Regions from separate parts of the Homo sapiens genome. Here region 1 is linked to region 2. Evidence: chromatin loops called from intact Hi-C (ENCODE). Cell type or tissue: PC-9. All regions are shown on one strand.

Region 1 (8,000 bases), 270 kb before region 2:
TAGGCTGGGAGGCTAGGCCAGCCTCTCTTTTCACGTTTTTCTGCCTGCTTATATTCTAATTGAGCTGGCAGCTGATTAGATTGTGCCGCCACAGATTACGGGTGGGTCTACCTTTCCCAGCCCACTGACTCAAATGTTAGCAACGCCCTCACAGACACACCCAGGATACTTTGTATCTTTGTATCTTTGAGGAAAAGAGGGAGAGTCTGTTTTGTGATCTTTCTTGTGCTTGGACCTCACTGGAGAAGTCTACGGGAGATACTCTGTATCCTTCAATCCAATCACGTTGACACTGAGTATTAACTGTCACAATCAGGGTCTGCGAATATGGGTGAGAGAAAATTACATACTTATTTTTACTAACTTCCTACTGAAATTTAGCATTTCCTCAATTATGTACATAAGCAACAAATCACAATAGCATACCAAGTTCCTGAGACTTTGTCACTACAGGAAATTGTCAATATTTTCATGTTCTCTTTCCTTGTGGCAGATACCTCAAAATACCAGCTATGCTCATCACCCCTTCACAAGTATGGTGGTTATTAGGTCTGAAAGTTTGTGTCCCCCCTTTCCAAAGTCATATGTTGAAGTACTAACGCCCAATGTGAAGGTATTTAGGAGGTGGGAACTTTGGGAGGTGATTAGGTTTAGATGGCATCAGGAGGTTGGAGTCCCTATGATGGAATTGGTGCTCTTATAAGAAGAGGAGGAGATACCAGACCTCTCTCTCCCCGTCCTCTCTCTCTCCCCACTCCTCTCTCTCTCTCTCCCTGCCATGTGGAGATCCAGGGAGAAGGTGGCACTGTGAAGCCAGACAGAGGGCCCTCACCAAAACCCAAATCTGCCAGTGTTACCAGGGGTCTTTGTTCTTAGAGCTCCCAAGATGCGGGGGGGCCGCTCCCAAGATGGCAGCAAGCCTCTTATTCTCTGACCTGGGGTTCTTGGCCTCACGGATTCCAAGGAATGGAAGCTTGGGCCATGCGGTGAGTGTTATAGCCCTATTAGAAGCTGTGGGTCACGGAAGAGAACCGTGGAACCCAGCGACTAGTGTTCAGCTCCATTAGGAGGAACCCGGGCACTTAGCCGTGCAGGAACAATGGCAAACTTTTAGCCCAATCAGGAGTGGCAACAGGCGCCTCCTTGGATCAGGAGCACAGCGGACACCCTGCCAGATCCGGAGGGATGGAAGTCAGCGGCGGGTCTGCGGCAGTGGCCAACAGCAGTGGTGGACAGTGAGCGAAAGCTCAGCTCGAGCCGTAACAAACACGGTCCAGAAGAGTGCAGTTGCAAGATTTAATAGAGTGAAAACAGAGCTCCCATACAAAGGGAGGGGACCCAAAGCGGGTTGCCGTTGCCAGCTCCAATGCCTGGGTTTATATCTTGATCACTGTCCCCCCACCTCCGTGCTCAGGCGATAGATGATTGGCTATTTCTTTACCTCCTGTTTTTGTCTAACTAGCATTTTAGTGAGCTCTCTTTACTACCTGATTGGTCAGGTGTGAGCTAAGTTGCAAGCCCTGTGTTTAAAGGTGGATGCGGTCACCTTCCCAGCTAGGCTTAGGGATTCTTAGTCAGCCTAGGAAATCCAGCTAGTCCTGTCTCTCACCAGCATCGTAATCTTGGACTTCTAGCCTCTAGATCTATAAGAAATCATTGTCTGTTGCTTAAGCCGCCCAGTCTGTGGGCAGCTTGTTTGTTATAGTAGCCAAGATGACTAAGACACATAATATCACATATTTTTAAAGAATGTGGTTACTTCGCTTGCCCATAATTGGTTTCCTTTACAATCCCATGTATTTCCTTTTATGCATTTGAAACCATTATTTTAAGAATAGGTCTATAGACTTCTCCAGTGACGTCCAAGCACAAGAAAGATCACAAAACAGACTCTCCTTCCTTTCCTCCATCTGGGCCACATCTTCACTTAACAAGAACAGCTTCCTTACACCTCCCAGATTGAGGAATGGTGGGTGAGAACACGGTATAATAAAGCTTGTTTTATGGTCTCTGCCCTTGTAGATCAGGGTCTCCACTCACAGACTTTGCCCTCTAACCTCAGCCACTATCTGACAAGCATCTGCTGGTTGGCGGAGAGGATGTGCACAGATGGGTGTATACCCAACGCTGCTCCCAGGAATGAATCCCAAAGCCACCAGATCTTACCAAGGGTGACCTTCACACAGAACAGCACATGGACACACCCCCCCCCAGGACTGTGGGTGGAGCAGTTGGAAGGCCACCACTAATTGTGGAGTTATGTTAAGGCTTACGCTGATTCTGTGTTATGATTTCATTTTGGAATAAAAAACCAGAGCCCTGTATTCCATCTTGCCAGAACTGCTTGCTAGTGATTTGAACTCAAGAAATCTGGTACAGGCAGGGTGTGGTGGCTCACGCCTGTAATCCCAGCACTTTGGGAGGCCAAGGCAAGTGGATCACCTGAGGTCAGGAGTTCAAGACCAGCCTGGCCAACACGGCGAAACCCTGTCTCTACTAAAAATACAAACGATTAGCCTGGCATGGTGGCGGGCGCCTGTCATCCCAGCTACTTGGGAGGCTGAGGCAGGAGAATCGCTTGAACCTGGGAAGCAGAGGTTGCAGTGAGCTGAGATCACACCACTGCATTCCAGCCTGGGAGACAGAGCAAGACTCTGTCTCAAAAAAAGAAAAAAAAAAAGAAATCCGTTACAGCTTTGAGCTTCAGTTTCCTCATCTTTCAAATGATGGCTACAACTGCAAAGGTTTATTTTTCAAAACATGTTCTCTCCCTGTCTCTCTCTCTCAAATTCCTTCTTCCTTATTTTGACAGCTACTACATTTGAGCTTTTTAATTTGAATATTATTGGATGGTAACCCACTTACAGAGATAGGAAGTTGGACGTCTTGAAGAAAGGAATTTCATCTTAAAGTCCATTATATTTTTAATCTAAACTGCTTGGACTAAAACAGCTTGCTTTAGGACAGGGCTGGGCGTGACTTTTTATTTTGCTTTGTTCTCAGTTTTGCTTTATCTAGAATCTGTGTTTCAATATATCAGCTCTAGGTGGCAGTAATGTACCATGAAGATGTGTGCTTTACCAGGTAGCAGGCTGCCAAGTTTCAAGTCTTGAGGCTTGAGGTGGAAGAGAACCTTAAGGAAAATTTTAATGGGATTACTGGGTGCCAGCGCTATCTAGACACTCTGTGAGCAGGTCAACTCACGACTGTTGTCCCCTGTGACTACCTTGGAGGAAGGAAGGAAAGCTACAGGCTCATGAATACATTACATGAAGGATGCAATGAAATATTTTATGGTATAGGGATTTTTCCAAACCTGTGCTCTACATATACTCTGTCTCTGTCTCTCTCTGTCTCTCTCTCTCTCTCTCTCTCACACACACACACACACACACACACACACACACACACACATTGAGATAAGAGAAGCTACTTCTTCAAAACAAGGTTTGTTTATATAATCAACTCATGACCCCTCTCCTCTTCTTTTTTCCTTTCCTAACTCTAAAAAAAAAATAATTTTACTATCCATTTGTCTCTAAGGTGAATGAGCTAAGACACAGTAGTAATGTATAGTACTACAGTAGTCACATATAGTAAGCATATGTGTATATACTGAAGAACGTGAGCCTGAGGGGAGAGCACATTTGAGGGACAGTGTATTGTTCATTATTCATTCCTTTGGATTTCTTTTTTGTTTTGTTTCCGTTTGTTTTGTTTTTTTTCTTTTTTGAGGCTGAGTCTCACTGTATTGCCCAGGCTGGAGTGCAGTGGTGCAATCTTGGCTCACTGCAACCTCCACCTCCCAGGTTCAAGCTATTCTCCTGCCTCAGCCTCCCGAGTAGCTGGGATTACAGGCACGCACCACCATGCCTGGCTAACTTTTGTATTTTTAGTAGAGAAGGGGTTTTACCATTTTGGCCAGGCTGGTCTCGAACTCCCGACCTCAAGTGATCCACCCGCCAAGACCTGCCAAAGTGCTGGGATTACTGGTGTGAGCCACCGCACCCGGCCTTGTCTGGATTTCTTTACAAGAGTTTACGTAGCCATTTCCTCATCTGTAAAATGAGACTAATAGTTCCACCTTCGTATGGTTGTGATGAGGATTAAAGTGGTCCACAGATATACAGGTGATGAGCTGCCTGATGCATACACAGGAAGCTGCATGTGGACGCTAGCTGTGACTACTGTCACTATTACCCAAGGCTCTTTGCTTTTTCAAGTTTTTGTTTAAAGTTTTTTGGAGAGACGAGGTCTCACTATGTTGCCCAGGCTAGTCTCTAACTCCTGAGCTCAAGTGAACCTCCTGCCTCAGCCTCCCCAAAGCCCTTTGCTTTTTATCTGAAGGAGTAGAGAGGCGATCTGGGCACAGCCACCTAGGGAGAAATGAAAAGGAATACAGAGAAACACACCACACATACCCACCCCCCCCCACACACACAAATACACACACACACAGACAGAGATACACACACACACACAGAGACAGACATAGATACATACACACAGGGACACAGAAACACACAGATATACACACAGAGGGACACAGAGACAGACACAGATACACACACACAGGGACACACATGCATGCACACACACAGCCTGTACAGAATATAGGGAGATGTGAAACCCCATCCATAAGGCTGCTAAAGGCAGCTAAAAGGGGGAAGATGAAAGTGTAAAGGAGGTGTGGTAAGGTCTTGGCTAATTTACCTTGTTAGGATGGATGAATAGTAAAACTGGTTTTTTAGGGTTAAGAAAGATAAAGGGAGAGAGATGATCATGAGCTGATCATAGGAAAAAACTCTGTTTTGGGAAAGCAACTTCTCTTTTTTCAGTATCTGGGGTTCTTGGGATATGTGTAGTAGTGCATGACAGCACAGCCGAACACACTGAGAGTGGCCTTTCTTTATAGGAACGGAGGCACTGTCCCACGCTGCGACTCTGTCGTGAGTGAAGATGGGTGGTGTGGAATCAGAACAGATTTGCTCTGCCAGAGACCCTTGTGTAGTCCTCCAGTATTCCTTTGGGGTCATGTGTTGATTTATGTCTCTGACTTTGAGACAAATACATGAAAATCCAAACTTAAAAATCAAAAGTGAGTGAGAGACTCTTCAAGTAGGAAGAAAATTCTACACTTTACAAAATAATTCACTACTGTACTCCCTTAAATCACTGATGGAGGATATGATTACATTTCCGTAACACCTCACAGAACTGTAGTAAGGGGCCATTGTATCCAAGATCTTTTCTTTCAAGTGGATTCCTTAGAAAGCAAAAAGGTTTACAAAAAGAATTATTCCCATGAAGATTAGTCAGTTGATATGATCCATGCAGATACTGTCTCGGAAGCAAATGTTCATGTAGCTGGTAAATTTCTGACATGATGGGAAAGGTTTCTGGGTGTCCTTCAATTATCTTCTCTCTTCTCTTCCCATTCTTTATTTATTTATTTATTTTTGAGAATGAGTATTCCTCTGTCATCCAGGCTGGAGTGCAGTGGCATGATCTTGGTTCACTGCAACTTCTGCTTCCTGGGTTCAAGCAATTCTCCTGCCTTAGCCTCCCCAGTAGCTGGGATTACAGGCATGTGCCACCACACTCGGCTAATTTTGTATTTTTAATAGAGACAGGGTTTCACCATGTTGGCCAGGCTGCTCTTGAACTCCTGACATCAGGTGATCCTCCTGCCTCAGCCTCCCAAAGTGCTGGGATTACAGGCGTGAGCCACCATGCCCAGCCCCCCATTATTTATTATTATTATTATTATTATTAATTTTGTGAAAATTTTTACCCCTGTGACTAGGGGAAGACAGAATTTTAACCCCTATATTCCAGCAGATGTGGCTTTCCAAAAGCAATGGTGAGGTTGAATGAGGAAAGAAAGGATGAAAGCTTTCCACTCTCAGGAGGCTGCATGCTTTGAGCTTCCTAAGAAGTACTAAAGGTAGATATCACGGCTCAAGCTTCCAGACTGCTTCACAATTGCAAATAAAGATCTGAAAACTTGTTCTTTTACACTTCTTGGGAACGTTTTTAATTAAATCAGTGGTCAAATTTGCAAATATTCTCCATCGGAAACTTTTGTTTGGCAGGAGCTGCAAACTGTGATGTCAGCCTCTGATTTGAAAACCTGGCCCTTCCAAGAGAATAATAGAAGTTATAAAGAAAAAAGAAATGTGTCTGTGCCAAACCAACAAAAAAGAATAAAAGTTTATAAGATTCTAAATTGAATTTGCTTTTGTCATTTCCCCAAAAGATGTTAGGAAGAATACCAACTTGCTTTAGAGGTTAACCAATTAATTAATGTGGAAAGCTGAAAATATATTATCTCAAGATTGCTGTGTAGTTTATTAGCTGAGAAATATGTTTATTTTTTGCTTTCTAGATACTGTGGAGGAAAGACTGTGCCTTCTTCTTATTTTCTATTGCTTATTTTGAGACCCCATTGCCCAGGCTAGAGTGCAGTGATGATCATAGCTCACTGCAGCCTCAAACTCAGAGGTTTAAATGATCTTCCCACTTCAGGCTCCCAAGTAGCTGGGACTACAGGTGCACACCACCACACCTAGCTAATTTTTTAATTTTGTTATGTTTTATAGAGATGGGGTCTCTCTATATTGCCCAGGCTGGTCTCAAACTCCTGGCCTCAAGCAGTCCTCCTGCCTTGGCCTCCCAAAGTGCTGAGATTACAGGCATTAGCCACTGTGCTGGCCACCTTACTGTATCTATTCGTGTGCTGTTCAGAGTATTTAATTAAATGCTTGTTGATCTGATTTGCTGGAAGTCTAGAAGTCTTTGGCATGAGATAATATATTAGAAAGAGGGCTGGATTGAGACTTTAAAGATCCAAGCCTCATCTTATCTTTGTTGCACCTTATTTTTGTAGAACAATTTATAGTTTACCAAGATCTTAGAGTACATATAAAACCAATTACATTTGATCATCATAGCTACCCTGTAACATAAAAGACAGTATTGTTATTCAATACTGTATAACACTGGTCATATTGGATTAGAGACCACCCTAAAGATATTCTTTTAACCTAACTCTTCATGCATTGTAATATATATAGCTGAGAATTTTCCAAGTCTTCAAATTCTGGTTCCTTTTTGCTTAACAATTTCTTCTTCAACTTAACTCTGTGCTCTCACATTTTGCTGTAAGTGGTAAAGAGAAACCTTCAACACTTTGCTTAGGGATTTCCTCAGCTAAATACCCAAGTTTGTCACTTAAGAGTTTTACCTTCCGCAAAACACTAGAACACTATTCAGCCAAGTTCTTTGCCACTTTGTAACAAGGATCATCTTTCCTCCAGTGCCCAAAATATGTTCATTTCCGTGTGAGACCTCACCAGAAGCATATTTAATGTCCATATTTCTATTAACAGGCTCTTCGAGGAACTAGGTTTTTTTAATATGGCCTCAAAACTCTTCTAGCCTTACCCAGTTCCAAAGCCACTTTGAATTTTTTGGTATTTGTTATATCAGCACCCCACTCCCAGTACCAAAATCTGTATCAATCTACTAGGGCTCCCATAACAAAGAAACACACACTAGTTGGCTTAAACAACAGAAACTTATTTCCTAACTGTTTTGGTGGCTTAAGGTCCAAGATCAAGGTCAGCTGGTTTCATTCTGAGGATTCTCTCCTTGGCTTGTAGATGGCCATCTTCTTCCAGTATCTTCACATGGTCTTTCCTCTATGCATGTACATATCTGTGTCACAACTCCCTCTTCTTATAAGGACACTGGTCATATTGGATTAGGAACTACCCTAAAGATCTTCTTGTAACTTAATTACCTATTTAAAGACCTTATCTCCAGATACATTCTGAGGTTTTGGGGTTAGGACTTTAACATATGAATTTGGGGGGACACTATTCAGACCATAAAAGGCAGTAACCTATAGATGAGAATTAGACCCACCAATGAGAATATTCACGTGCATAGAAACTTAAAGTCACCCGGCTAGTATACTCAAGACCCAGACATTTTTA
Region 2 (8,000 bases):
TCTGTTTATCAGTGTTAGGCTGTATTTTCTCTATTATAATAATTTTGGATTAAGACTTAAATTTGTTGCTTTCAAAAGTAACATTAAAATTAAACTCCTAGTCAAATTAGTCAGTTTGAATATTTGTTTCAGAAATATTAGAGATATGTTACATAGAGATTCATAAAGAAATTAAATGCAATCTTGATCTATTTAATACTGACTTAAATCTTCATAGGTCTTGATCTTGTAAAAGTTAAGTTGATTATTTCAGGCTTGAATAATAGTAAATTATTAACATTAAATAATATTAAATTATATACTGGAATTCAAGATTAAAACATTTCTGGCCGGGCGCGGTAGCTCACGCCTGTAATCCCACTACTTTGGGAGGCCAAGATGGGCAGATCACCTAAGGTCAGGAGTTCGAGGCAGCGTGCCTGCCCAACATGGTGAAACCCTGTCTGTACTAAAAATACAAAAAATAAGCCGGGCATGGTGGCGGGCACCTGTAATCCCAGCTACTCGGGAGGCTGAGGCAGGAGAATCGCTTGAACCCAGGAGGCAGAGGTTGCAGTGAGCTGAGATTGTGCCACTGCTCTCTAGCCTGGGTGACAAGAGCAAAACTCCATCTCAAAAAAAAAAAGAAAATTTCTATGTTGTCTTTTAAGTGCAGTGAGAAGTTGTGAGGGTATTTTGTTTTGTTTTCTATTTTTGTTTTTTTTGAGACAGAGTCTCAGTGTGTTGCCGAGGCCGGAGTGCAGTGGCACCGTGTCTGCCCACTGCAACCTCCGTCTCCTGGGTTTAAGCAATTCTCCTGCCTCAGCCTCCCGAGTAGCTGGGATTACAGACGCCACCACCACACCTGGCTAGTTTTTATATTTTTAGTAGAGACAGGGTTTCACCATGTTGGCCAGGCTGGTCTCAAACTCCTAACCTCAAGTGATCTGCCCACCTTGTCCTCCTAAAGTGCTGGGATCACTGGAGTGAGCCACTGCGCCTGGCCGGCAAGTGTGTTTTTTTTTTCTTTGTTTTTGTTTGAGGCGGAGTCTCGCTCTGTCACCCAGGCTGGAGTGCAGTGGTGTGATCTCAGCTCACTGCAAGCTTCGCCTCCCGGGTTCACGTCATTCTCCTGCCTCAGCCTCCAGAGTAGCTGGGACTACAGGCCCCTGCCACCACGCCCAGCTAATTTTTTGTATTTTTAGTAGAGACGGGGTTTCACCGTGTTAGCCAGGATGGTGTCGATCTCCTGACCTCGTGATCCGCCCACCTCGGCCTTCCAAAGTGCTGGGATTACTGGAGTGAGCCACCGCGCCCGGCCTAAGTGTGTTTTAATAAAGATATGTGTCGGGTTGCCTCTAGTGATTTTTAACCCTGTCTGAATATTCAGCCGTCTTCTTGCTCAGACTTTATTTGAATTTGGTAACATCAGGTGCCTTTTTTATTCTTAGCATAATGAGAAATAGGGCAGAGAGAGCATCTTGCACTAACACAAAACTGAATACACATGCAGAAACTGAGTACTCACAACTGTTTGTTGTTTTCTCATTTTTGACAATTTGCTTTTAGATAAAATGTGCTATAATGATAAGTGAAGCTAATACTGAAACTCAAAAAAGTAACCTACTTGTGTTTTGGAACTGCCACTGGATTTCAAGAGTTAATCCAAGCTTCGTTATACAAAATAATTATTAAGGCTGTGTTACCTGTCTTTCTAGTCTTACAACAACAGTCTCCACCCATAAAGATTAAATCACCTAGTGTTACTAAATAGTTACTGACTATAGCATGTCACTGGTGTCTGGAAGAGGAGAAACTCTTTTGGTTACCTTTATCTTTATGGGTTGTATACTCAGGAAGAACTGAATTCACTTGATATAGGAAAATGACTGTGTGTAGCTAACCAACCTGGGAAAAACTACATCAAGGACATCAGGAAATACAGGGCATGAATGTAGATTAAAGCCAGTGAATTTTTTTAAAATTTTATATGGAGTCATTTTAATAACATAACTAGGCTGATATATATGTACATTTTTCAATCATGTAACATTTAGATTTTACTCATTTTAAGTCATTAACATCATCCAGCAAACAAAAATTTTCCAGAAATTTTTTTCACAATTACAGTTTTAGTCTTTAAACCAAAATGAAAAAATTTCTGCCGGGCATGGTGGCTCACACCTGTAATCCCAGCACTTTGGGAGGTCAAGGTGGGTGGATCACCTGAGGTCAGGAGTTCGAGGCCAGCCTGGCCAACGTGGTGAAACCCTGTCTCTACCAAAAATACAAAAATTAGCCCAGCGTGATGGCCCACCTGTAGTCTCAGCTACTCGGGAGACTGAGGCAGAAGAATCATTTGAACCCAGGAGGCAGAGATTGCAGTGAGCCGAGATCACGCCACTGCACTCCAGCCTGGGTGACAGAGTGAGACCCTGTCTCAAAAAAAAAAAAAAGAAAAGAAAAAAAATGATGAAATTTCATTCTTGCAAATACTCATATTTTTAAATTATTGGATATATAGAGTGGATTCATTCAGTGTTCTTATAAGAAAAGTAAAGCTTATAATATTTTGCAGACTTGATAATGCAGCACTCAAAATACTTACCCTGATTTTATTTTACTTGAATTTACTAGTTAAATATGCTGATAAATATGATTTACATGTAATTACTTTATCTGGAATGACTATATTGACCTTAATCTCCAGAAAGCAACCAATGCACAGAGTTTCAATTAAATCCTGTCCATCATGATAGTAACTTTTTCTACATGACACAAAAGTGTCTGTGGTATATTTGAACAGTAACTGTGACTATGAATTGTTCTTATAGTCTTTTTTTAGTGTTTCATTATTTTAATTTCAGTGGGTTTTGGGGGAACAGGTGGTGTTTGGTTACATGAAGACGTTATTTAGAGGTGATTTCTGAGATTTTTGGTGCCCCCATCACCCTAGCAGCGTACACTGTACCCAATGTGTAGTCTTGCCCCTCACCCACCTCCTACCCTTTCCCCCAAGTCCTCAAAGTCCACTGTATCATCCTTTTGCCTTTGCATCATAGCTTAGCTCCCATCAAGCCAGTGAATTTATGTCATTTAGTAACCTAGCGGGGAGGTTGTTCTTGGTAATCATAAACTTGGATTACTCTGAAGCACAAGGCAGTAGTAAATTATACAGCGAGTGTGTTTGTAACATGCATTGGTGAAGATGAGTTTTCTGGCTCTCGTTCTTTCGGTAAAGTTATAATGTTAAATATTAAATTGCAAATTAACTATGATATTTACAGCCAGTTCCAAAAGCAGTATGGCATATAAACTTCTGGGGCATGGGGATATAGAGCTACATAGATGTTATTTTTAAAACCATGACAGCGTCAATATTTAGGCTCTTCTTTTGTGGGTGAGTCAATGTTGAGTTAATGAAGACTGAGGTTTAGTGGTGCACAAAATCTTGTTCCACGCCGCCCTCTAGTGGTGATCTGATGCATCGGGCTCTCCTGGTCTGAAACCCTGAGGTTTAAAGAGCATTGTTCTTGGTTTTACAACCTACTCCTTGGCTTAGGGTTTTGGGGTTTTTTGTTTTTGTTTTTGTTTCTCTTTCTCTTTTTTTTCTTTTTTTTTTTTCTACTTCTAAGCTCCCAGTAGTCCCAGGAGAATATTTTATAGCTAGGAAGTTTCTATATACTTCAAAGGATTAACTTTTTCTTTCTATAACAAGGTTAATGTAGTTCTTAAAAGTCGTCATTCAAATTACTGATTGTCATATGCTCAATTAAATCTTGTTGCCCACTACTAAGGAGATAAGTCTGATTTCAATCTTACTGTCTACAAAACTGCACTAAATCTTTTCACTGACATTAATAGCCAAAAGGCGAGATACTTTAACTCTGGGTAGAATTAGTTCCTTTAGTAACGCTGGATTATGGCTACGCCCAAGTGGGTTTTTTTATTGTTATTAAAACCAACATGTGCAGGAGGCTAAGGCAGGAGAATTGCTTGAACCTGGGAGGCAGAGGTTGCAGGGACCCCAGATCAAGCCACTGCACTCCAGCCTGGGAATAGAGTGAGACTCCATCTCAAAACAAAAAACCAAGCCAAAAAAAAAAAAACCCAACATGTGATGAGTTAGTGTATTTATGTATTTACATTGTATTTTATAATCACAACACAATGTCTTTGTCATAGAATAATAATCCTTGGCAGCTATTTGTTCCCCAACTTCATACCTTTTCTGTCTTTTGTTGAGACTCAAGTAGTGACGTGTTTTGCTACTAGTTATGATGGGATAGCTCCTAAATTGAGTTGAGTCTCCATTTTCAACCCTCTCAAAACCAAAAACCATATGACTCAGCATCCTTCGAAATTGGTCCCCAGGGAGTGCTACTACAATAGTGGGAGGGACCTAAAGACATCACAGGAAATATGCAGGGAGAAGTGACAGATGACTAAGGAAATCCAGATATTAGAGGAATGAGTAAGTATAAATAAGAAACTTTAGCCAGCACGGCAGGTCATGCTTGTAATCCCAGCACCTTGGGAGGCCGAGGTGGGCAGATTGCTCGAGCTCAGAAGTTTGAGACCAGCCTGGGCAACATGGCAAAGCCCCATCTCTATGGAAAAAAAAAAAAAAGAAACCTCAAGTAACACATATAAAGAAGCAGGTAGGCTACTTAATCCCAGAGGTGACTTTCTGGTGTTACGTATTCTAGGAGGTACTGAGACCAGAATATTTAAGGCACCAGAGAAGGAGAAGAGAGAGGAGTAGATCAGAATCTGACCCATGTTACGTGTTTATTTCAGTATTCATTGAACGAAAAGAAGCTGCTGGAATTGAGAACAGAAATAGTGGCATTGGTAAGAAACAAGACTGTGATTTTTCTTTGTCTTTGTACTCATCTTTGCTTCGTTCCATGCATGGTTGTTTGTAATGATAATAGGAAGTTACATGCAGGTTTACTGTCATGGGAATTTTTTACATTGTGCTAAAATACACACAACATAAAAATTAGGATCTTAACCATTTTTTAAGTGTACAGTTCAGTACATTTAAAGTACATTCACATTTTGGGGCAACCATCGCCACTGGCTATCACAGAACTCTTTATTTTGCAAAATTGAAACTCTGCACCCTTTATACATTCCCTTTTCCAGCCTCTGGTGACCTCCATTCTACTGTCTATGGATTTGACTATTCTACATACCTCATATAAATAGAATCATAGCATTTGTCTTTTTGTGGCTGGCTTATTTCACTTAACACAGTGTCCTGAAGGTTCATCCATGTTGTTGAAATGACAGGACTTTCTTCCTTTTTAAGGCTGATTAGTATTCCATTATATGTATATGCCACATTTTCTTTATTCGTCTGTCAAGGGCACTTGTGTTGCTTCCACCCGTTGGCCTTTGTGAATAGTGCTGCTGTGGGCATGGGTGCACAGATGTCTGTTGGGATCCCTGCTTTCAGTTCTTTTGGGTATATATGCAGAAGTGGAGTGTCACAGGATTTTTTGCACTTCACAAAGTGTTTGGTTATCGTAATGGAAGATAGTTATCCTATGAAAGATTTAAACTTTCTTAATGAAAGTTTCCTTTTCTTCTTTCTTTTTTTTTTTTTTTTTTTTTGAGGTGGGGTCTCGCTCTGTCACCCAGGCTGGAGTGCAGTGGCTCAATCTCAGCTCACTGCACCCTCCTTCACCTCAGCCTGTAGAGTAGCTGGGACCACAGGCTCACACCACCATGCCCTACTTGAGAGTTTGTTTTTCTTAACGGAAGTTTTATTAAGAAAGTTTAAATCTCAGTAATTGAAGAATAGTGAGGAATGGAGAAGTCTTATTCTATTTTTAATTTATAGCATACATTTCTCCTTTTCCATACTGTATGGAACCTGGGACCTCTGAAACCCCCAAGAGGCTTTCATGAGAGAATTCCAGAATCCTGGGATATTTCTCTGGAATACTTTTTTACGCATCCAGGCATTTATTTCTTTTTTTCTCTGCCTGAATTGGTAGCCATAGGGAAAGATTTAGTTGCTGTAGGAGTTTTAGTGAAGGATTCCCATGGTTTTTATGCTTTAATGCAGTTCTACAACCCCCTATAGCGTCGGCCAAACCCACTGCCTTTTTGAGGGTTGATTATGTGTCCAGTTTAACTGTATTGTATTTGGGGAAGGACACAAATTGGCCGTGGGTAGCCAAGCCTCATAGTAATGAAACACTTGATATTTGAACATGAAAGAAGAAAGTTTTTTAAAAATATGACTAGAAATAGCTCAAGACAAGCACTGCCGCTTTCACATTATCTAAGACTCCATTTCTTGAAAACATTTTTGAGTTTACTGTCTATCTTTGACTAAGGAGGATTTAGAAGGATGAGACGTAGCCGTTGCCTTTGAGAACAGACTGGCCTCATAATACCACATCATTTGTATAGCAACCTAGAGCTTACAAATGCTTTTTCACATAGATTATCGCATTTGATTCTCTAAACAGTCCAGGTAAAGGCAGGGCCACTGGCTTGGTTGTTTCGTTTTGTTCTGTTTTCATTTTTTCAAATAGAAGAAAACTAAGGCCTAGAGAGGTTAAGGGTCCTGACCAATGCAGCGTAGAATTAGGGTTTTAGAACTGAGACTAAAGCCCAGGCCTCCATAGTCTTACCCAGGTTTCCCTGTGACTGCACCCCGTTGGGAAGGAGCTATAGGATGGTGAGCAGAGGGGACGTGCTGTGGTCTAACGCTGTGACTCTCTTCATTTTAAAAGCATGCCCAGCAAGATCGGGCCCTTACCCAGACAGACAGGAAGATCGAAACTGAGGTTGCTGGCCTCAAAACCATGCTTGAGTCACACAAGCTTGATAATATTAAATATTTAGCAGGTAAGCTATTTTGTATCTATTTAAATCAACCTGAAAAGAAAATAAATTTATAAAATAAGTCGTTGACAGATACTGCATTTCATTGATTCCAACACTTTCTGAAATATTTTAACATCTCTGAAATTGGAAAGCATCTTACAATTTCCAGTAGATGAAGTATCATAGTTTAATTGGCACTTTTTCTTTCTTAGTAGTAAATAAAGTAATTGTGTACGTTATAATTGATAGAATTGGAAATTTGATAAGATACTATAATTGAACTATAGTTATTAGGGATTTTAATGAGATTCAAGACAGGAAATATTTTATGGATAAAATGGAAGGTGTTTCAGTTGTAATCTTTCTGCTTCAATTGCTTAAACTCCTTTTAAGGAGTTATTTTACTTTCGCGATTTTTGATCCAAAAGAGAGAATGAACATTCATGTACCACCCCCCACCCAAATTAACCATTATTTCAAGTCAGATTTAACGTCTTGGATTAATTAAATATTTTAAGGTTACAGCATTATTTAACAGTGAAATGTTGTTCTTTATATTAAATTGTGTCTTCCTGTCTCTATAGTGCATATACATAGACCTTGTGACCACAGAATTTTTGCTATTCGAAACTTTTATTGAAAAGTTTTCTTAGCCTAGGCAACACAGCGAGACCTAGTCTCTACAAAAAGATTTAGCCGGGCATGGTGTCATCTGCCTGTAGCTTCAGCTTCTTGGGAGGCTGAGGCAGGAGGGTCACTTGAGCCCGGGAGTTTGAGGCACAGTGAGCTGTAATCATACCATTGCATGGTGCACTCCTCCTGGGTACCAGATGAGACCATGTCTCTAAAATAAGAAAATAAAATAAAGGGTGTGGGATTTGTTTTTTCAGTAGGCAGGCGTTTCACGGAATATGGGACATCAGTGAGCAATCTAAGTTTCTAGGTTTTCTTTTTTAGGTTTTCTTAAAAAAAGATGTTCCCTCAAGTAACTCTTAATAGAACTAATAGTACTCTCAATTGTTTTTTTCTTACAGGGTCTATATTTACGTGCCTAACAGTAGCTCTGGGATTTTATCGCCTGTGGATCTAATAAAGTGTCTATTTAAAGTGATTTCTACTGTTTTGCCTTAAGAATACCAGATTGTTGGCTGGGTGCGGTGGCTCACACCTGT

What was found. Hi-C counts contacts between places; a loop is a spot of excess contacts. Peaks named below come from ENCODE experiments on the same cell type or tissue, not always from the same donor. Only the 100,000 strongest peaks of a DNase experiment are listed, where the experiment ranks them.
Region 1: it touches region 2 in a loop (11-fold over the local background); 75 of 110 quality-filtered maps call a loop at or near these places.

Annotation. Positions count from the first base shown.
Region 1 is chr6:14,062,043-14,070,042 of GRCh38, reverse strand. No RefSeq gene overlaps it. Among named protein-coding and RNA genes, the nearest start is that of CD83, 52 kb to the left of the region's middle. RefSeq lists a silencer at 378-479. In PC-9, CTCF peaks have their summits at 2,833 and 3,035 (motif pointing right); DNase peaks (open chromatin) are centred at 1,672 and 3,102.
Region 2 is chr6:13,790,727-13,798,726 of GRCh38, reverse strand. It overlaps MCUR1 (mitochondrial calcium uniporter regulator 1), which reads left to right. Exons shown (of 9, transcript NM_001031713.4): 7 at 4,780-4,833; 8 at 6,735-6,849; 9 at 7,863-8,000. The coding sequence ends at 7,918. Among named protein-coding and RNA genes, the nearest start is that of MCUR1, 20 kb to the left of the region's middle. In PC-9, CTCF peaks have their summits at 3,242 and 3,448 (motif pointing left); DNase peaks (open chromatin) are centred at 1,726, 3,426 and 4,396; H3K27ac peaks cover 2,191 bases.